Linked DNA regions of Homo sapiens: region 1 is linked to region 2. Evidence: chromatin loops called from intact Hi-C (ENCODE). Cell type or tissue: GM12878. All regions are shown on one strand. Each heading gives the region's core, and the rest is flanking DNA. Links, peaks and the distances in the headings are about the cores only.

The links. Peaks named below come from ENCODE experiments on the same cell type or tissue, not always from the same donor. Only the 100,000 strongest peaks of a DNase experiment are listed, where the experiment ranks them.
Region 1: it touches region 2 in a loop (2.3-fold over the local background); 2 of 110 quality-filtered maps call a loop at or near these places.

The regions. Positions count from the first base shown.
Region 1 is chr6:69,726,828-69,738,329 of GRCh38, forward strand. It overlaps LMBRD1 (LMBR1 domain containing 1), which reads right to left. Exons shown (of 16, transcript NM_018368.4): 7 at 11,115-11,188. Among named protein-coding and RNA genes, the nearest start is that of LMBRD1, 64 kb to the right of the region's middle. In GM12878, for the core only: a CTCF peak has its summit at 6,007 (motif pointing right); a DNase peak (open chromatin) is centred at 6,054.
Region 2 is chr6:69,829,592-69,841,093 of GRCh38, forward strand. No RefSeq gene overlaps it. Among named protein-coding and RNA genes, the nearest start is that of COL19A1, 31 kb to the right of the region's middle. In GM12878, for the core only: a CTCF peak has its summit at 6,307; no DNase peak of the experiment used is centred there.

The DNA.
Region 1 (11,502 bases), core at 1,599-9,598, 100 kb before region 2:
GAACTATAGTCAATAATAATTTCGTTGTACATTTTAAAATAACTGGCTGGGCAAGGTGGCACATGCCTGTAATCCCAACACTTTGGGAGGCTGAGGCGAGTGGATCACTTGAGGTTAGGAGTTTGAGAACAGCCTGGTCAACATGGTGAAATCCCATCTCTACTAAAAATGCAAAAAATGAGCCGGGTGTGGTGGCAAGCACCTGTTGTCCCAGCTACTCGGGAGGCTGAGGCAGGAGACGGAATTTCTTGAACCCGGGTAGTGGAGGTTGCAGGGAGTTGAGATCGCGCCACTGCACTCCAGCCTGGTAACAGAGTGAAACTCTGTCTCAAAAGTAAATAATTAAATTAAATTAAGTAACTAAAAGAATATAATTGGACTGTTTGTAACACAAAGTATATAAATGCTTGACAGAAGAGATACCGAATTTGCCATGATGTGATTATTATGCATTGCATGCCTATACCAAAATATGTACTCCATCTATACAGCTACTACGTACCCACGAAAATTAAAAATAATTTTTAAAAGTGTTCCAAGGAACATTTCTTTTGAGCTCAAAGTTTCAAATTTTGAAAGCTTTCAGATTTTGGATTTTCAGATTAGGGAGGGATACTCAACCTGTAGAGTAATTTCCCTCTAATTACCTCAATTTTTATCAAATGTATACTTTCAAAATGTATACTTTGGTGAAATATAAAAGGAAAAATATATAATTGGGTTTAAAATGTATATTGTAAAGTTGAAAAGTTACCTACTGGGTACAACATTCACAATTTGGGTGATGGCTACACTAAAAGCCTAGACTTCACCACAATGCAATATATGCATGTCAGAAAACTGCACTTGCACCCTCTAAATATATTTTTTAAAATTAAAAGCATCTCGTTTATATTTTTAATATTAAATTATATATCCTCAAAACATTGAAAAATACAAAGAATAAAGCCTATGGGAACTAAAGTACCTGATAGTTCCTTTAACATTTCCTTATAGGATTTTCCTATCCTTATTATCATTTTAACCTATTTAATTTGGTTATTCTAGTACTTCCATATTCTTTAAACATTATTGATAAAAAGTAACAGAATAATTTAAGACTCTGATTAATATATAGTATTATATGATTATTTACCAATTCTCATTACTCATTGTATTAGTCCGTTCTCACATTGCTATAAAGAACTACCTGAGACTGGGTAATTTATAAAGAAAAGAGGTTTAATTGGCTCACGATTCCACCAACTGTACAGGAAGCATGGTTAGGGACACCTCAGGAAACTTATAATTGTCGCAGAAGGCAAGGGGGAAGCCAGCACGTTATATGTTGCTGGAGCAGGAAGAAGAGAGTGAAGTGGGAGGTGCTACAGATTTTTAAACACCCAGATCTCGTGAGAACTCTATCCCAAGACAGTACTACGAGGATGGTGCTAAACCATTAGACACTACCCCGATGATCCAATCACTTCCCACCAGGCCACACCGCCGACACTCGGGATCACAATTCAACATGAGATTTGGGTAGAGACAGACAGCCAAACCACATCATTCATATTATTTTCATAATCCAAAAGAATGTTGCTTTTTACAACAAAATGCCATGGCAATATTTTGCTAAGCCCAGCTTATATGCAGGTATGTTTCCCTGTCCCCTCAACCACCTCCAATCTAGGCCTATTTGTCCTCAATGCTTGTTATTCTGTGTTGGATGGATTAGGTTCCCTGAATGCACTAACTGCAGTACTCGATACTGTTTCCCAAGGAACCTTTTGCTCTAGTCAGTATTAACAACATGGCCCTTATTTACAGTCTACTGTCAAACACAAGGCCTTCTGAATTATCCTAAACTGGTCTGCTGGTCTCAATTTCTACAAATCCATCTTCTACACTGTTTCTAAAGTGATCTCACTCTAATACCCAAGTCAATATATGTCATTCCTCTAATTAACATCCTTTAAGATTCTACAGGACTAATAAATGTATTTTTCAAAGCATTCTGGTATGAGTTCCTAGGAATCTGGAAAGGTGCCACTAGGGCCACTACAGAAGATAAGGCAGCTAGCCATGCAGGAATCTGCTGCTACTTTAACCAGAGCAATTCTACTTGTTCCCAACCTCTATATGTATATGAACATATAAAATTGTTTTAAAAAGTTGTTTTGCTATTTTTTTTTTATGAAAGGTACAATTATTGGTTGGTATTGGGAAAAGACTCTAATTAATGTAATTCTACATATAAAGCACTTCATGACCTGATCCCTACCAACTTGTTAACTTTATCTCATGCTTCTGAATTGTTCATAGTTCTTAAAACACTACAATTTTATGCTACTTTAGGCTTTGTCCAACATACACATTTTATTCCATGTAGTGCCCTCATCTAGAATGCCCACCTTCTCATCTTATTTCATTAACAACTGTTAATGCCCTTCAGGTCTCGGTTTAATTACAATACGTCTGAGAAACCTTCCCTGACTTGTAAATGTCCCTTGCTTATAACTCAATTATAACGCATAGGTATATTAACATTATTCATCTGCACATTTGTTTTATCACTAGATCTGCCAAACTTGGCTGAACAGATTTCTAGGCCAGACTAATAACAACTACAGTAGACTATCTGGTATGTAATGACTAAGTCCCAATTCTTTTTCCTCCTACCTTTGTTTCAAGAACAAACATTTATTATTAAATTAATAAAATAATTTCTCCAAGAAGATAATAATTGACCAATAAGCTTTTAGGAAGAGACAGCTCTTAATTCACACAAAGTTATTTCCTTAAATGGAATTGATATACTTATTAGAAGAGCTGAACTGAATTTCTAAATAGCTTAATTTAAAATATTTTATAAAATAAAAAAGTTTCTGGTAACAACTTGCGGTAACATAAGACCAGAACAAAACACTATTTTTAAATTTTTAATTGTCCGAAGACAACGTAGAAGAAAGGTGCCATCGTTTGGTTACCAAGCTTTTAGCTTGTTTTTGGACTGCATTTTCAATAATTATCAGGAAATTTAACTACAATATTTAGATTATGATAAGCTTGACATAGACCTTATATAAAACATTATAACTTTTAAGGTCTTTAAACAACAATCTTTTGAACTTCACGAACTTCACTTCAGACTTTTTTTTTAATGTACAAAAAGGCTATCCTTTTCAGAAACACAAAACTTTTATTACTTACTACTGCCCTCTAGTGAATTTCCAGAAAAAAAAATCAGAAAACTAAAGAGATTGTATAGTTTAAAATGCTTCTATTAATAGGTTGGCCCTAATTGTCTCCAAATTTATTTTGACTTCCAAGAATAAATCACCAACTGTATTTGAAAACTAAAATGTTTTAAAATAATATATACAAACTACATTCCTAATAACTTCTTTTACCGCTCAGTTTAGAAGGGCACGTTTTCTTTACATATCTCTCTCCTTTATCTGGAATGCTGGTTTCCAACTCTGCAGGCCTTAGATTATTGTAAAGGGTCAACACTAAATACTACCTGTAGACTTAATAAATGTCTTCCACATATTTGTGAAATCTATTATTCAAAGATGTACATGTTATTATGATTAATGAAACAACACAGGTACTCAAGACTTTCCTTTTAAGTATTCACTGAGTCTAAGACGTATATATTTTCTTACATTTAATATCAGTGAAATTTGGATGCATCTAAAAATTGAAGGCATCATATAATTGAAGGCTAGGCAGAAGCCATGACATAGTTGTCGCTACATGCACATTCACAAATTTGGTCACAGCAAGTTACATTACAGTCACTTCAGTTGAATTACATGCATTCTTGGTACAATTATTGAGTTTAATTGCCACTTATGTCTTAAAAGATAATATGATTTGACATTAAAGCAAAAAGTTAATGTGTAAGTCAGGAGAAAGAGAATGAAGATGCATCGGTAGTAAAGAAAATATTCATTAGAATAATGGGCATAATTCTGTATTTTCTTAAAAAGCAACAGTCAAGTGCTTCATAAGCTTAAGAAAGGAAGATATCCAAAAGAGAAGCATTTTTCTGCTTAGGTATATGCAAAAGGATTCCCTTCTATATGGCAAGACAAGAAACAACAGCAAAACATCTTAAATTTACAGGATAGGTGTGTTGGCAGCTTCGAAGAAAATCCCAGAGATAAGAATAGAACACACAAGAAAAGCTGCACATCAATTCTCTTGATAGCATAAAAGACAATACACTTTTTTAGCTTCTGTGTATGAGCGAAAACATGTGAAACTTGTCTTTCTGAGTCCAGCTTATTTCACCTAACACAGTGACTACAACTAATGACTAAAAGAGTAGAGGCCGTTAAGGGTAGGGAGTAGGGAGGGGAGATGAAGAGAGGCTTGATTAATGGGTACAAAAGTACAGTTAAATAGACAAAATACAACCTAGTGTTCAATAGATCAGTAGGGTGACTACAGTCAACAATAATCTATTGTATATTTCCAAATAGCTAGAAGAGAATAATTCAGATATTCCTGGCATAAAGATAAATGTTTAAGGTGATGGATATTCCAATTACCCTGATTTGATCATTACACATTATATGAACACCTCAGACTATCACATGTACCTGGAAAATGTGTATACCTATTATGTATCAATAAAAATAAAAGACAATACAGTTGGTTCCCATGTCACAATGGTTCAACTTAGGATTTTCATACTTTGTGATGGTATGAGACCATTCTTTTTTACTTTCAGTACAGTAGTCAATAAATTACATAAGAAAATATTTGATATTTTATTGTAAAATAGGCTTGGTGTTAGATAATTTTGTGCAACTGTAAGCTAATGTAAGTGTTCTGAGCAAGTTTAAGATAAGCTAAACTAAGCTATTATGTTCAGATAGGCTAAACTAAGCTATGATATTCAGTAGTTTAGGTGTATTAAATGCATTTTCAAACTGAAAATATTTTCAACTTACGATGGATTTAACAGAATGTAACTCCACTGTAAGTCAAAAACCATCTGTGTCGTATAGTAAAACATGAACATCAATAACCAATTCAAAAAGTGATATAGAATTCTCACACTCCAAATATAAAGTTTTAGGAACGCCTTTCATTTCATATTTTCCTTGTTATGAATGCAGACAAATCCAACAAATCTCACTCACTAAATATAAAACAAAGATTATAAATGATTAAGAAAAACTTGTCAGATTTTTCCTTATAGTGACACATAAAGTAACGGTGCACCTTACAATCGGTAGCATATATTCAGTGAAATATGCTATCACATAGGCTGAGAAATTTGACTTTTAAAGGGAATTTCTTTCTCTAAATATTATTGAGAACCACTGCTGTGATTCATAAGGTGTTGTAACATGAACTGAATGTTTGTTTTCCCCTAAAATTCGTATGTTGAAATCTAATCCCCAGTGTGATATTTGTAGGTGGAGTTTTCAAGAGATAACTGAGTCATGAGGGTGAATCCCTTATAAATAAGATTAATGCCCTTATAAGAAGGGTCACAATAGAGCTTGCTTCCTCTCTCTCCCTGCTCTTTATCATATGAGCATAGAATGAGAAGACAGCCAACTGCAAATCAAGGAAGAGGGCCCTCACCAGACACCAGACACCTTGATGTTGTACTTCCCAGTCTCTAGAACCATGAGAAATAAATGTTTGTTGTTTGAGCCACCCAGTCTATGGTACATCTGTTATACTGACCTGAACTAAGACATGGAGGCAAACCAACATTTGATGGGTACAAGAAGAAAATATTAAATGTTTTATTTCTATATTTGAATCTTTATCACTTTAATGTTCTTTAACCTATTAGTTTATATTTTACATTAAATGTACAAAGATTAGCATAATAATATGTAAATATGTATTTATAATCATAAATATCCTGGTGGACATATTTAAAGTTTTATGGATAGAGGTATATAGTAAACAATTTAGCAGTCACTGCTTCTATAGGCAGTTCACTGGTCCATACGATACATTTTGCTGAAGACATCATTATTCAACATTTCCCCACTTGGTGGCACCAAAAAATTAGAATATCTACATATATATCCGTGCCTGTTAAGTTTTACTTTTTTAAATTTAGTAAGTATCAATTCCCTTTCAATGTAAGCTTAAAATAATAGGCAAACTAATATGCTGTTTGACCTCCTTCTCCTAAAGCTCACTGTCCAATTATTTGGCATTGATTAATACAGGGTACAGTAGTCAGAATCAGTAAAATTTAAATAATCAACTAGTTTCAAAAATAAACAATAATACATAACTAAGAAATTCACACTTGACTGACACATAAGATAAAAAAATTTCTCTAGCCTCAATACAAAAAAAAAATTCAGTTACAAATTCCATAACAAACATGATTTTTACATTTCATATTATATTTAGGGTCAAAGTACTCAAGTATTAATTTCCCACTCTGGGTACTTTAATTAAGATTAAACCTATTCTAGTCCTCATGCATATTTTCTATACCCTCTTTCAAGGTGCCACAAGGAAAGTCCAGTTCTCAACCTTTTCCAAGGTAAGTTAGGAGAAAACTTTGTATCCCAACTACAAGCAAATATGATAATTATACTATTTAACTACCTATCTACAATAAAACCACATATCTATAAATTGTTGGTTTTCACTGAATTTTTACTAAAATTTCGGTAAGTATTATTGGCTCATTTTTACAGATGGGGAAGCTTGGGATCAGGTAATAGATTTTAAACAAACTCAACATTCATGACCAGAGCTCAGCTATACACACCATGATGCCCCTCTTGAACAGGGTATCATCTACCTTCCTCTTCCCCTCCCTCTATACACCACAGGTATTAAAACTGGCCAAATCATGGCTTGGCAGCAAAACCTGAGCTTTGAGTACTTGTAGTGCTATTCGAATGATATTATCTCTCTATCCACACTCCCCCAACCCCAACTAACCACCATTCAATTATGAATGCCTTTTTGACTTACCTTTGAATAAGAAACATTCTCACTGATCATGATACAACTGCTTTTTGCATTTGGTTTATTTTCACTGAGAGAGGAAAGAGGTGGGAACTATAGTTTGAACCATATGAAACTGTGAATATTCAACTGTTTAAGCTAATAGTGACTATTAAGTGGCCAGTAGATTCCAAGACTTGGTGGATTATTTAATTAAATCCTCACTACTTTATTACTTAAATATCATACCACTATAAAGATGAAGAAATTTAGATGGGAAAGTAGGTCAGGAGGCCCATGGACTTGAGATCCACATTTCAGCCTCTCCACACCAATTATTATAATTTTATTGTTTATGCTGCTTAAAGAAAACCAATAACTGCTAGGAAGTTGGATCTTAGTGGGCTGTTACATCGGAATCTCTCCCTTGGCCTTAGGCCTTAAGTGGCCCCTCTCTACCTATTTAGCAACTCTTCTATGTGTTCCTGGTTCCCACCCTCAATCCCATTATAAGGTCCTCTGGTTGTTTTATCAATATCCTTCAGCCCAGCCCTCTATACAGTAAATCATCACATAACGTCATCAATGGATTCTTGGAAACTGGGACTTTAAGTGAAAGGATGTATAACAAAACCAATTTTTTTTTTTTTTTGAGACGGAGTCTTGCTCTTGTCTCCCAGGCTGGAGTGAAATGGCGCAATCTCGGCTCACTGCAACCTCTGCCTGCCGAATTCAAGCGATTCTCCTGCCTCAGTCTCCCGAGTACCTGCGATTACAGGAGCCCACCACTAAGCCCGGCTAATTTTTGTATTTTCAGTAGAGATGGGGTTTTACCATGTTAGCCAGGCTGGTCTCAAACTCCTGACCTCAGGTGACCCGCCCACCTCGGTCTCCGAAAGGGCTGGGATTACAGGCGTGAGCCATTGTGCCTGGCAACAAAACCAATTTTACTACAGACTAATTGACGTAAACAAAAGCTAACTTCCTATTGCATATTTCTGGTCACAAGAACATCACCAAACTTCTAAATAAAGATTCAAAGCACTTCTAATATTAAATACTGAAATAAATGTAAGCTCTACATACATTTAGGAAAGATTAATAAAAACAAAATACTCAACTTTTGGTGAATTAGTGAGTGACGATGGTTGTGGTCATAGTGGGTTAAATTAAGGAATAAATGTTTGCAAAGTGAAAATTATAAAGAGCTCCTCCTACCACCACACAGTTCAAAAACAAAAACAAAGAAACAACAGTGTTGGGCTAGCTGAACGCTTTTGTATTGCAATTATTGTTATGCACTTGTATGTAGTATACTTCATGAATTTTTATTTTACAATAATTTGCATTCATTTGCTCATTCATTTTCCAAGCCACTTATTCTTAGTTCAGGGTCACGGGTGGCTGGAGCCTATCCCACTAGCTCAGGTTGCAAGGCAGGAACCAACACTGGACAGGATGCCATTCCAACTGCAGGGTGCACTCACACATACCTACACTAACTCCTACTGGCACAATTTCAGACATACCAATTCACCTAATACGCACATCTTGGGAATGTGGGAGGAAACCAGAGTACCCAGAGAAAACCCACGCAGACATGGAAACAACATGCAAACTCCACACAGTGGCCCTAGCCAGAAACTGTTCTTTTTTCACATCAACATTATAGGAAAACAACATAAAAAAAAAAAAAAAGATGTTATTTGAGGACCTGCTGTATTCTAGAAAAGTGAAGTTCTTTTAAGGATAGCTTAACCAATTCAGTATGAATACTATGTCAGTTTAATTGATTTAAATAATTTTCAAAGTTTCCATTTAAATATAAAATATTAGTTTAAAATGTTTCTTTCCAATAATATCATTCCTACAAAGAAGCTCTCTTTCAAATAGTTTTAGTAACATCTTATTTTCTCCACTCCCACTCGCTACCCTCATAGCTTATTTAATTCGGAGCCACCAGAGTGATACTGTTAAAATGTTTGTCAGAGCCCATGCCTTTTCCATTTAAAAACTTCCAGGGGCTTCAAAACTCAATCAGTATAAACTTCAAAACCCTAACTGTGGACTATAAAGCTCACATGACATGGCCTCTTGCTACCTCTCAATGAAACTTTTACTACTCCCCCTTGTCAACTGAATTCCAGCCACAATGGCTTTGCCTCCTTGCTAGTATCTGAATATAGCATGTATGTGCCCACCTCAGGATCCTCACACTTACTCTTCTGTCATGGCTTACTTTCACTTCATTCAGGTCTCTGTTCAGATGTTAGAAACTATTCCTGATCTTTACAGTAGTCTCAGCCTCTACTACTGTCTATCTACTTATGCTGCCTTATTTTTCCTCATAGTATCTACCAATTGACCACTGGGAGACACATCTCCACGCATCTTTCATTTCTGCATATTTTGCAAGCCAGGAGCTAATTGACCCCCCCTCCGCCGACCCACCACTTTTTTTTTCTGTACTATCTTTTCAAAGATCTTTGTATAGCAAATAGTCTTGGTAGATGCAGAAAATATCTTTCCCTGGAGCAAAGGACAGGCATGCTTACCATCCATTATAAAAGATTCAGCTTCCCTAAGCTCAGGGTTCCTCTTCTACAATACACTCTATTATGTGCAGGTCTCATCTAGTTCTCTCCCCATTGCCCTAAGGGAACTGGGACTCCGGGAACCAACACACAAAAAAGTTGATCCTATGGCTACTGCTATTGCTGTGAGTAGAAGTCTTACATCTTCAGTTGTCATCCACAAAACTGGCAGGTTACAAGTAGGGTAAATATCCTAGGTCCTTCATAGTTCTTGACATTGACATTACATACTGAATTTCTCTCTATTTTTTTCTCCTGACTTATGTTTCATTGATTGCTATATCCTCATTTCTCTAAAGGTTTCAAAGCACTTTTACAAATAGTATCATTTGACCTTCAAAAATCCCTGTGGAACATTTTCTATTTCCATTTAATAGGGAAGACACTGATCCAGAAAGGTTAAAGGACAAACCCAAGATTAGCATAGCAGATCAGTCACAGAATAATAGCAGTTAAAATCCAGGTCTAATTCCTAATTTGTTATTAACTTGTGACTACTTCTTAAAAGACAACTACTATGCTGTACATTCTGTGAGATAGAAGGATAATCACCCAATGATATTAGATGACAAGTTCCTTATGTGGTATCACATAAAAACACAAAAATTTCAATGAATAATAAAACTGAGTACCCAAGTAAGCACCTGTAAGATATTGAAATGTATGTCTTTTGGGGTTCTTTTATTATACATTATGGCACGTGAATGATCATGTGACAAAACTAAATTCTGCTCTTACGATAATAGCCATTTCCTTTATGTCTAAAGGAAGACATCTTAAGAAAATACCCAAAAATGTTTCCTTTGTAACCAGAATTTTCATCTTTGCAAGAATTAAGAGTGCTTCAACATAAACTTCATTAATCTGAAAGGTTCCAGATAATATTAATGCTGCTTATACAACTCTCAAGATAGGTAATAAAGAAGCATTTATTACTAGCTTTTTATCTACAATGTGAGCAAAAGACTCAAAGAGAAGTCTGTATACAACTTGGTCAGTCATTTATAATTCACACCTTACCACTTCCAGGAAGACTGAGGGGAAAAAAGTCTGGGAGTATAAGAACAGATTTCATATAAAAGAGAAGTATCAAGTTATATAAAATATCTGATTTTAAAAGCCCTATATCCCCAAGTAGAGTAAATCTGCAAAACCAGTAATAGATATGGTCTATGGTTCAGAGTTCTAATATGCTTATAAATCTATTAATATGCTTATATTATATATTATATGCTTATATTATAAATCTATTAATATGCTTATAAATCTATAGGCATATAGATTTATAAGCATATCAGGTATTATAAATCTATTATATAGATTTATAAGCATAGATTATTATAACAGTATATAACCACCTTCAAGGTTCATAAGTTATAAAATTTCTGATTATGAAATTGCACAAATACAGCTAAAATGATGATGGCTAAGTAGTTAAAATTTTACCCTTAAGTAAAGAAAACTGAAGAAAAATTGAAAAAGAATCAAAATATTATAAAGGAAAACAGAATAAAGTTTAATAAATTACTAAGGTAAAAAAATTGTTTTATAAGGCAATTTTAACTCAATTATCCCCATTTCACTTACTGTGTAAGTTATAGCTGCCAACATTCCAATCAAGGTCAGAGAACTGATAGAAAATGACAATGCAGCTAAACCATCTGTGAAGAAAGAAAAACTGTTAAAAATGTACATATATACTACTCAAATCCTTATATTTAGCAAATCAACATAGAAAGCTGAGCTGCTTACACATTTTGAAGAAATAAAAACCAATATGTATTACCGTATTCTTGAAGTGCTAACTCCAAGTGGAGAAAAGAGTTTCTAAAGGACTCTTTAAAAATTGATTTGTAAAAAATCTTTCTGACTAGCTGAGATTTTCTTTCCTTCACGTCTTAAAATTAAGAGGAAAATTACTGGCTAATTATTGGGCCCAAAAAGAGATCAGCAAAATATCAGATGCTCAAAAGGT
Region 2 (11,502 bases), core at 2,091-10,090:
AGTTCATTCTTATCAGAACTCATGAAATGAAAAAGCAGAATGTTCTCCAGGTGGTCCTGTCTTCAGAGAAGAAATTTCAGGATGTTGGAAAAAGTGTTATCTATTGTAACACATCTAACAAAGGAAACACAAAGGTGCCATGAAATGCAGGCCAAAGCAAGATAAAAATCTCAATTCCCAATTCCGTCTGATTCTTCCCTATCAAAGCCTATTAACAGAAGTAACTGTAATGAAAATGTGAAAATTATAAAGAAATGGGAAATAGAAGGTATCTGATGATTATATACTTCTAAGTTAATTGCATTATCTCCATCTTAGGCCTCCTGGCCTAAGTTATGTTTCTATAAAAAATTTAAATAATTAATGTCCTTAATATATAAGGAATTTTATAGTCAGAAAAAGTCAGTTTCAACTTCATATTCAGTGTGTAACATCTTTCTAAACAATTTACATTGTTAATACATATACTATTACTCAATTAATATTTCACTATCTTTTTCACAGGTTATCAAAAAGGGCTTCAATCAAATATTTTGTGGACTACACTTTTCGTTTTTATTTTATTTACCACCAGTCTAGAAACACTGTTTTTTAAAAAAGGAAATGATGCTATCTTGGTATATCTTATCTAAATGACTCATTAATTCATTTAATGTTTACTACATTATTTCCCCAAAGTTGAAAATTTCTCTGCTTAATGATCCAAATGGAATTTTTTCAAGAAGCAAAGTCTACCTCTATTTTTTAATCTACTTTTAAATGATTTATCTGTTTTTCTTTTTTCAAATTGGAGACTACAATGACCATCTCTGGTCTTCTGAAAAACTCTTATTCCCTGTGATCTCTAAAACATGACAGCAAAATCTTTTAAACAACATCTTAGGCAATTTTTCAACCCTTGACTTGTTTTGTTTTCTTCAGTGAATGCTGTGCCATACAAATGGATGCCACACAATTTAAAAAATCAATTTCAGTCTAGGTCTTGAAGAGTCCTAGTTGAAGCGGGAAATTTTGTTATCAGGGACTTTGGAAATGGCCTTCTCTCTGATATTAGGAATCTGTTTGCACTGCACAACTCTTGTGCTGACCAAAAACTCCTGTGCTATTGGTAAAGTATCTATGGTAACGTTAAATCCTTGTATTCCCTACTCATCTTCAATATAGGCCTGAGTTAATAGGTTGGGTTCCCACTTTCACATGTATATGTTAGTCCTTAGTTATCTCAGTTCTTTTTAAAAAATCTTAAACAGTTGAGCCTCCTGAGACATCAACTTAAATGAAAGCCAGTCATCGAGGTCTCGTTGACTTAGCGAATTGTAATACTGTAAGTCCCCGTTCCCTAGGAAATGTGAAGGGGTGGGGATTCTGCCAACTTACAAATTGAACAACTAATCAGATTCCCTTGCTGCTAAACCCTGCATTTGAGATTAAGTTGGTGTCAATGCTTACTTGAGTCTTGTTTGAGTCGTCTTTAAACACTTGTTCCTCTCATTGAGGCCAATGTTTGCTGTCAAGTTACCTTTCTCCTGTATGCTTGTCCTCAGCTTCCTGCTCACTCTTTGTTCCCAACTTCTCTATTGCACTCTGCATTTTCAAGTGCTGGAGCATGCCCTATACCTTAACCTGCCTAACTAATGACACAATTCACTTATCTTGAAGTGGAAATTTTAACACAGTTAAGGATTACATGTTCTTTTACTTCCTTTCTTATCTATCTTGGATTTAATTATTTAATTGTACCTGACTCTTTCCAATATGGGGGAAATCATTCAAAATTCAAGCTGAATATATTGTGAAAAGAGTGACTTTAGCCCGTACTAGTGCTCCATCGGGCACCCATGCCACTGTAAATTTTCTTGAGAGCAATATATGTCCAGGAAACAAAATCATACAAATGCATAAATTTGCCCCATAAATGTAGGACAGAGAGATCCTTAGCTATCCTCCCTCACCTTGTCATTCTCTTTATGTATGAGTGGTACCATTAGAAATAACTACCCTTTCCCAAGAATTAAGTCTCTCAATTCTTCAAGCCCTTCAAACTACTCCTGGGGATTGGCCACTTATTTCCCCAAAGCCTTGTATTCAGTGGGTATTTCGTCCTAGATGATTTAGTAAATAATTTGATGCTGTGATTTCTGAAGTCCTATCAATTAATATAAACAGGATTTTCACTGTTTTCCATTCCACCCGGGCACATATTAGACCCTTTGCTTCCCTCCTTTGTCATGATAGACTGTGGTCTGCAACCATGTCTCTTCATTTGCTCTATCATTCGGCCAACGAACTAACCCTGCTTGATTTAAGCAGAAAATGGATTTGTTAAACAGGTATTGGGGAACTCACACAACTTAAAGGCTATGCAGCAAGAAACAATGATTAAATCACACCGTAAATGTAGTCTGGTGAAAACACAATTGCCACCTGTGCTGTGCACTTAGCTGGGAAAGAGACTATTTCATATTTTCAACTTTAATGGTGGGAGGCAAGTTCTGCCTCATGTGGTGGGAATTCTACAAACATGGAAAAGAAACTGTTGTGTTAGGTGACCATAAGGTGCACTACACTGTGGCAGACAAAACAAAAAAAAGAAAGAAAAACCCAAACTCCTTGATTTGGTCTGCATTTTTTAATAGTGGATATTAGTAGATATATTAATTTTGAATGACTTATATCCTATCTAATAATTAGCAAAAACCTCCATGTGTCACATAAATTTATAACAGAACAAAATGACAAATCATGGACTCTTGTTTTAAAACTGTAGAGGATTGGATCAAAAGTATCATAGGGATGATATGAGGATTTTCAATTTTTCAACATTTCTATACTCAATGGTTCCAGAATTTACACCACTGAACATTCCAATAGATGTCCAGTGGTTCCAGAATTTATAAAGAGGAGTATAAACCAATGAGAAATTAAATTTCACTTGATAGATTTAATCATTTCCATTAGCTTTATTTAGGTTTATTGTTCAGGTTTCATTGAATTTATTTTCATGGAAAATGTAAATATAAAAGGGAAAATGTTTGGATAGACTACTACAGTTCTGTGTTGTGCTGCCTATTCTAGTTTAAAGGATAAATAGAAATCAATGAGAAGTGTGCTACATCTATGGGGTTGTCATGTTTCTCAAGAGACATGAAATGACATATCTCATCCTGCTATGCCAGCATTCTACACATTCTGTCAGCTATGACTTGCTACTGAGATTGGCCTCTGCACCTCTTTCAACTCTGTGCTTTAGCTGATTCTTTCTGCCTGCTTTCAATTTTTTGCTCTTGTCACTGTCTGGTCACTCTCTAATAGCAAATCAACATTGATAGACAAGATTCCATGTAATTCAAGACTTGGATTGTTTCTATCATTATAAAATGCACATTTAACATGGAACACTTTTGTAGTTTCAAGATATCATTGGTAATTCATTAACATTTTTACTAATAGAAAGTTGCTTTTCCCAGAGAAATTTAGAATTAGAGACAAATTCCCTCTAGCAATAACCAGAGACAAAACCAACTTAAGAAAAACAAGACAAAAAAAGAGAAGTTCCTTGGCCAGGCAAGGTGGATCACGCCTGTAATCCCAACACTTTGGGAGGCCTAGGCAGGTGGATCGCTTGAGCACAGGAGTTCAAGACCAGCCTGGGAAACATAGTGAGACCTTGTCTTTATTTTTTTTAATTTAAAAAATTATATAAAAAAAGAGTAGTTCCCAAAACATAGTATAATTGGCCCTCTGTATTCATGGGATCCATGTCCTTGGAATTAACCAATGATGGATCAAAATATTTGCATCTGTACTGAACTTATACTGACTTTTTTTCTTGCCATTATTCCCTAAGGAACACAGTCTAACAACTACTCACATAGCATTTACACTGTATCAGCTATTATAAGTAATCTATGGGAGATTTAAAGTATACAGGAGAATGTGCATAAGCGATATGCAAATAGTAGCCCATTTTATTTCAGGGACTTGAGCGTCCTCAGATTTTGGTATCTGAGGGAGGCCCTGGAACTAATCTCCCATAGATACCAAGGGATGATTGTACCTGTTTTAGGATTCTTTCTCATCAGATATTGTAAGCTTATTCATCATGATCTCAAGAGAAACAACTTTAGATGATTGATCAAAGTTCCATGTGTTTGTGCATTTGTTTCTCTATCAATGTGGCCTAATTGTCTTATCTACCAACTGCTGCAGTAATTCCATAAAGATTCGATCCCCCTCAACTTTTATTTGCTTTTCTCTTTAACTTTTGTATTTCTAATGATTCTAAGAAATTTGCCCTTTTGGAGTATTCACCGCACAGGAGCACTATAGTTCATATATTAGTTTTGAATTTTTTATCTAGATGAGTAAAAATAAAAAAGTAGAAACCTTTAGGCAGTTATATATTCAGAGACTGTTTCTGTATTGTAGAAAACCATAAGATAAGAGCAATTTTGTTTTGGAGAAAAGAATATATATTTACAAATTAATTACCTTTTTAAAAAAACATATTAGGTAACTTTGCAAAGTAAGATATATATGCTCCTATTTGTAAATTGGTTAACAAATAGCTTAAATCCTTGACATTTCAAATGTTTGCATTGAGTCCCAAAAACCAATTTGAAAATAAAAAGCATAATTAAATCTGCCAATTTTATTCAAATGTCCAAAACATTCTAGTTGAATTTTGACAGAGGTGATCATTCCACATTTTGTACCTTACTAAAACTCAGAGTTGTCTTATCTGGAAAGCCAGTGATTTGACAATTTTCCTCTTGCTCCCCTAAATTTGCTTTCTTATTGTCTGATAGGTGCACTTTTTACCCAGAAGTGGCTCAGTAATGCTTGCTTTGGATTACAGTCCTAAGCAATATTTTTGAAAAGATTGGAAATAAAATTTCTATAGAAACTAACAATATGATACAATGTTGAAAGGTTGGAACTGGACTAAGGGGATTATTTAAGAACAACTGATAAATGTGTTGAATCCTCTTCAGAACAGTGTATGGTTGGGTCAGTTGGGATGAGACTAATTCTTCAGGGTGTTGTAGAAGTGGCTATACTGAAGGATGCTTTATTTTGCCCTTCATCAGGTTCAGTATTGCCTAATTATGTTTTAGCTCTTGAGAAGTGTCAAATGGCCTGAATACTAAGACTTCGCTGCTCCCAGTAGCCACTGAATCCTGGCATTGGGTAGTTAAATATTTTCCTAGAGTAATAAACACATTTTCAACTACACGGCAAGAAGAAAAAAATAAACCAGAAGTTTAATTAAGTATAGGTAGAACAATTAAGGAATAGAAAAATATAGGTTAAAGCACTTAAAGTGGCCTCTTACATAAAGCTTGTTGATAATAGGTGATATATTAAACAGTGTTTTGAGATACTACTGTCCTACATAAATTTAAAGTATTATAATTTTGAAGCATTGATGACATTTTTCAATGTGAAACTTCCAAAGATTTTTGTCAGAATAATCAAAAGTGATTACTCTTTTTGTAGCTAATAAATATTTTTAAAGGTTATGTAGGAATATAACATGAATACTATGGTGAGTTGTCAAGCATGAAGGATGTCTTTTTATGAACAAAATTCCAGTTAACTAAATCAATCTGTGTTCTCATTCTTTTAAAAACCCTTGTAAAATTTTATTTCCTTTCTTTTAATTATTTCTAAATAGTTACACATGCACAATAAACTCAACTGGAGGAATATTTAAATTGACCAAAAAGGGCAGTACAAATGATTAGCTGAAATGTATAATGTAATCTTTAAGCCGTGAAAAAATGCAGATAGCAAAAACATTTTGTTTTAAAATATTTTCCATTCAATACTAAAAGATACTTTTGGTATTAAAACTGTTAACTGGAATCTTGTTCTTTTTATAAAATACTGATTTTATTAAAATTAGATTGTTTCTAAAATACACTGGAGTTCATTATACACCAAGATTACACTTACTGCGAATTTATGCTGCTGATTCATAAGCACCAGAGAACGAAGTTCATAATGAAACCACTGACATCATTGTGTTTAAATGTACATAAACCTTTGCTATTATGATCTGTTTTATATTTCATATTTACCTATGAATGATTTATTTTCCATAAGAAACTCTAATATGGCAAATGAACAACAGCTGTTGCAAAGCGTGCTTATTTTCTGAGGGAATGGGGGAAGAAACAGCCAATTTAGAACTTTAACCAATAAACTAAAAACACTAAAAAGTAAGTTTTCCTTCCCCCTGCTGGGAATTAACTTTACGTACCATTGAGAATCAGAAGACTTGGTTGCAGTTCTAGAGGCCAAAACTAGATGGTGCTCTACAGTTGTCAGTACTTCAAGTCAATTCCAGACGTTTAGAGTAATGGAATTTAAGGGCTTTATTAAGGATGTATTTCATGAGTTTCATATTTGATTCTTCTTCTTTCTTCTTCCACAGACTTTCTTAGGGGATAAGAAAGTGGATAACATTCAGAATTAGCATGGCTCTAAGTGCTTTACAAGCATATTTTTCTCTTTTGATTGCCTTAGTTATTTCCTGCCCCACTTCTCAGCCCTTATCCATCACTTGTAAAATTATGAGACATACCAGTATCAGATGAAGAAATAAAGCCTAGAGTAATAGTTAAGGGAAATATTTCGTGTTATGCAAGTCAAACTCTTGGCCAGAATTAACATTCAGGTCTTTGCTTTATCAAGACTAGCTACCTTACCTAACAAGGCGAGAAAGTACAGGCAGTAAGACTAAATTCTTTTTGGGGAAGGAGAAGAGCCAGTAGTAACACATGGTTGTTGTTTCTTCCATCTTCATAGCAGTTTTTGCTCCCTTTCCTGAATATTCTCATTGTTCCCTGTCCACCCTTCTGAGGATATGTTGATAGAAGAGCAGAAAAAAAGAATAGGAAGGGGGATAAAATGTTCACAAACAAGCATACTCCACATGCCAGGCACTGATTTAAACATTTTACATATGTTTTCATATTTATCTTTTGAAGAAATCTAAGAAGGCATAAGTGAATGACCTCCCTTTTACATATGAGGAGTTTGGCACTCAGATTAGTAACTCCTCAAAGTCAGTAAGTAAGTGCCATTCTAAGGATTTGGCCATAAGTTTGTCTAATTCTAGAACCAATCGGGTTTTCTACAACTACAATTGTGACATTAAAAAAAGAAAACCCAAAATTGGTTATAGTCTCTTTCCTAGTGCCTGTTTACATTGAGCATGGCATGATTCTAGGTTTATACTGTTCAATGTACTGTCCTATGTATTATCTCATTTAATCTAATAGCCAACTCTATCACACTATGAATAAAAGTGAAATTTCCAAACTTAACTCTCTAATCAGTGGCAGTGCCTAGTTAACAGCCTAAGTATTTTCATAATAAATTTTAGTTTTACAGTAGAACTTAAGCACATGAAAATGATCAACTTGTACATTTTTACTATTTGCTTTATTTCTTATAATTGATATAAATGATCTTAATTTACAATTTTCCTAGTCACTAAGGGATCAACAATATGTATTAATACCATAATTTCTCAAAAATACAAATAAAAACTCTTCCAATTAAATTTTTAACAATTGTCTATGTTTACATTCATTATACCATATATACTGTGAAGAATATAAACAAATAGAAGATGATTTTTTCCGTCAAGTTTTTAATAAATGACTGGGTAAGACATATATGAAGATTCATTCATTAAACACTTAATTACTGACTACTGTGCAAAACCATCCTTGACACTGCAGGAGCCAGAAGGACAACCAAGTCAGAGCCCCTGACCAAAAGGACTGATGAACAAGGACGTGCCCAGGTACTGCCACACCCAGTCATGGATTCCTTTGTCTAGACACAATCTTGGAGAAACCACTTGCCATTTGAGGGAAATGCCATTGAATTTAGGATAAGACCTTCATTTCCTGTTCGGTATATTCAAAACCCATATCAGAAGAGGAACTCTTAAAATTGCCCCATCACCAGATGTAAAGCCAAGTTTCTTCCTTCCTCAACCTTCCACCTACTTTTGCCTCGTTTGTCATGATTGCCATGTATTTGGAGACTTGAAGAAAGTGTTTATGTAAGTGTAATTCATTGTTGATTGTGTTGCATGGCTTAAAGTCTTTAGTTTCTCCATTGATTTCTGAATATTATCCACTTTCTGATTGATAATTCAGAACCTTAGCAGCTGACCCCCATGTGACCTTTATTTTGCTCAGTGAGACCATTTTCTAATGGCTAATTATTAGGATGGTCTTATTCCTAACCAATTTGTCTTTTCCACTTCTCCAATTCGTTCCACTAAAATTATTTTTACAGTTGACATTTTATAGTATTTCATTAGCTTTTCTGAACCTTTGATTACAATACTATCACATAAACTGAGAATGATGTTCATACTGAAAAGAAAAGCTATTGTTAACATGTAACTTTTGTCAGAAGTGTAATTTTTAACATTGTCATTTTCCATGGTAAGTACAGGAGCCTTGATGGGTTAAGGATCAGTTTTACTTTCCTTTATTACAGAACAAATCTGGAATGTACTCCCAGAGTCAGAAAGTCAGTGAACATTGGTGTCTAAGTAAGTTAGTATTATATATATACAGTTGACTTCTGGCGCCAAAACTTCTTAGCCGTCTAGGTCAACTTTTATTCCTTGTACATTACAAATAACTGCGACACATTTTATCCCATTAAGTCTTCATGACACCCTTGTGAAATTTCTTTTTGATTTTTTTAAATCTCCAAATTATCCAAGAAGAAAGAAGGCGTTAAATAAATGAAGGGATTTTCCCAGGGCACACAGCTATAAGACACATGGAACTGAGATTTCAAAATTAGATCTAACTCTAAATAGAGTACTAACAGCTCCTAGTTATTTAGCACCTACTATGTTCCAGGCATGGCTCCACGTACTTTATAAGCATTAACTCAAATCTCACAACAACCCTTTTATGGAGGGAATATTTTTGTCCCCACTTTACATATGAGTAAACTGAGGCATCAAGAGGTTAAGTAACTTCTCAAACTTCCACAGTTAGTAAGAGGCAGAACCTGGCTTCAAACTCAGGCTGACCTCTGTTTTGCTAACTCTTTGTATACTACCTGATAGGTTTAATAACCACTTTGGCATCTCATAGAGGTGTTGTTAGAATTTAATGGCATAAAATGTACCATGGCTGTTTGTAAGGAATAAACATTTATCAGACTATGTGAAAAAAAATTTGAGGTCAGAAATGAAATACATGTACATTTTATTGATGATGCACATTCCACCCAGATAAAGAATATAAGACTATAATCAGGAGACAGCATCAGAGAATATGTGTTGTGAACAGCTTTTCCTTCATTTACCATTTTTTCTTCAGAATTTCTTTGAGATGGTTAAGGAATCTAGATCAGAAATTTTAAGGGCAGGAAACACAAATATTGGAGGTCACAGGTCTAGTTCATATTATTATTAATCTACTCTAATTCTGCTCCTATTTTTGTTTTTAAATTATTGCCTTCTCATAAAGACTGGTTTAAATTGCCTTCTTGGAAATTCAGGAGCTTACAAAAAAATTTTTTTTAAAAGAACGAAAATATCTCTTCCATTCAGACTCCACAAATACTGAAATTTCACCACGGGATTAATCTTTTTTCCCTTATTTTAGATGTTTTTTACATCACTTCCGCTTGTGTGCCATTGCAACTTTGACTACTTCTGCATCAAGCTTTTTAGGACATTTGGTTCTGATCAACTCCCTTTCTGATTTCCTAGCTCTGTCTTACAGTGGAAAACTCATTTATTTTTGCCCTGGGTAAACAACTTATGCTCATTTATAACTCAAAGCTACCTGGGCAATTGGGTGATTATTCAGTGATCTGAATATAAACAACCAAAGTAGATAAAGGCTGGAATAACTTAAAAAATTAAACTTTTTTAATTACCCAGTCTTTCCAGGTAATTGTCTCACTTCAGCACTTTAATTTCTCTGTAGATCAAACTTAAGGGCTGTTAATAAATGACCTTAAAGAAAGCATCCTTTTTCTCATTATATTTTTGTAATAGTCTATGCTATGCTTTGTCTGTATATAACCTGCCTACACCGATGTTACTTGGCTATTGTGTTTTATGACATGGTGCTTTTAAGCCAAGTCTACCAACTCTCACTTGACTGATAAAACACCTCAATCCACATATAGTGGACCGCATTTTCTTGCACTTCCTGTTGCTATACTCTGAAATACTTAGACTCAAATTTATTTTTCACAAGAAGCTGTATTTTGGTAATATGTATTAATAAGGAATATTTGTTACTGAGACACTGAACATGGATCATGCTTACATGGTATATTTCCACTACAAAATGTAAGCTCCAAATGCCATAGTAAGGTTGGCCAAAGCAAGTTTAAGAAGTGAAAAAGAAAAAACACTTATAGAAATCTCAGAACTGTTAAGATCATAAATCATAAGTAGATTTTCTTTCTAATCCCAGCAGTATACCCTAAAGGATAAAGATTTATAGTCCTTGTAATTTTATTTTAGGTACTATAACGGCTAGTTCTATTCTTAGCTATATAAATGTATCATTTTTCACTCTTACAAAACTATTTGCTTCAGTATCTTCTAGCCAGTGAATTCCATGTGTGTTTGAAGATTTAACACATCAGAAATTTTTAAAGTTGGTTGCTTTTGTTGACTTTTAAAGTTTTTTTTTTCATTGTGGTCGTTTAATATACATTTTGTTTATAGTTTCTTATTAAAAATTTTTATTGTATATATTTGAGATGTATAACATGGTGTTTTTACACACATATACATAATGAAATGAGTGAAATGATTACTACAAATTTACATATCCATCACCTTCCATAGTTACCGTGGGTGTGTGAGTGAATTGAGAATACCTAAAATCCACTCTCTTAACACATTTTTAGAATACAATATAATATTATTAACTATATCCTCATGTTGTACATTGTATCTCTAAACGTATCATACATAACTGCAAATTTGTACTCTTTAACCTACTTCTCCCCTTTTCCTCCCCCTCCCTGCTCCTGGTAACCACTGTTTTACTGTTTTTATTTATTTGACTATTTTTTTAAAGATTCCACGTATAGGTGAAATCATACAGTCTTTTTCTTTCTGTGTCTGGCTTACTTCCTTAGCATAAGGTCCTCTAGGTTCATCCATGTTGTCACATGGCAATATCTCTCCTTTTAAAGGCCAAATAATATTCCATTGTAGATATATACCATAATTTTTTTAAAAAAATCTATTCATCTGTTGATGGCTACTTAAATTATTTCCATATCTTGGCTATTATAAATAATGCTGAAAAGAACAAAGGAGCACAGATATCTCTATGAGGTGCTAATTTCATTTCCTTTGGGTATGTACCCAACAGAGGGATTGCTGGGTCATATGGTACTTCTAGTTTCGATTTATTGAAGAACACCCACATTGTTTTCCATAATAGCTGTCCCAATATACATTCCCATCAGCAATAT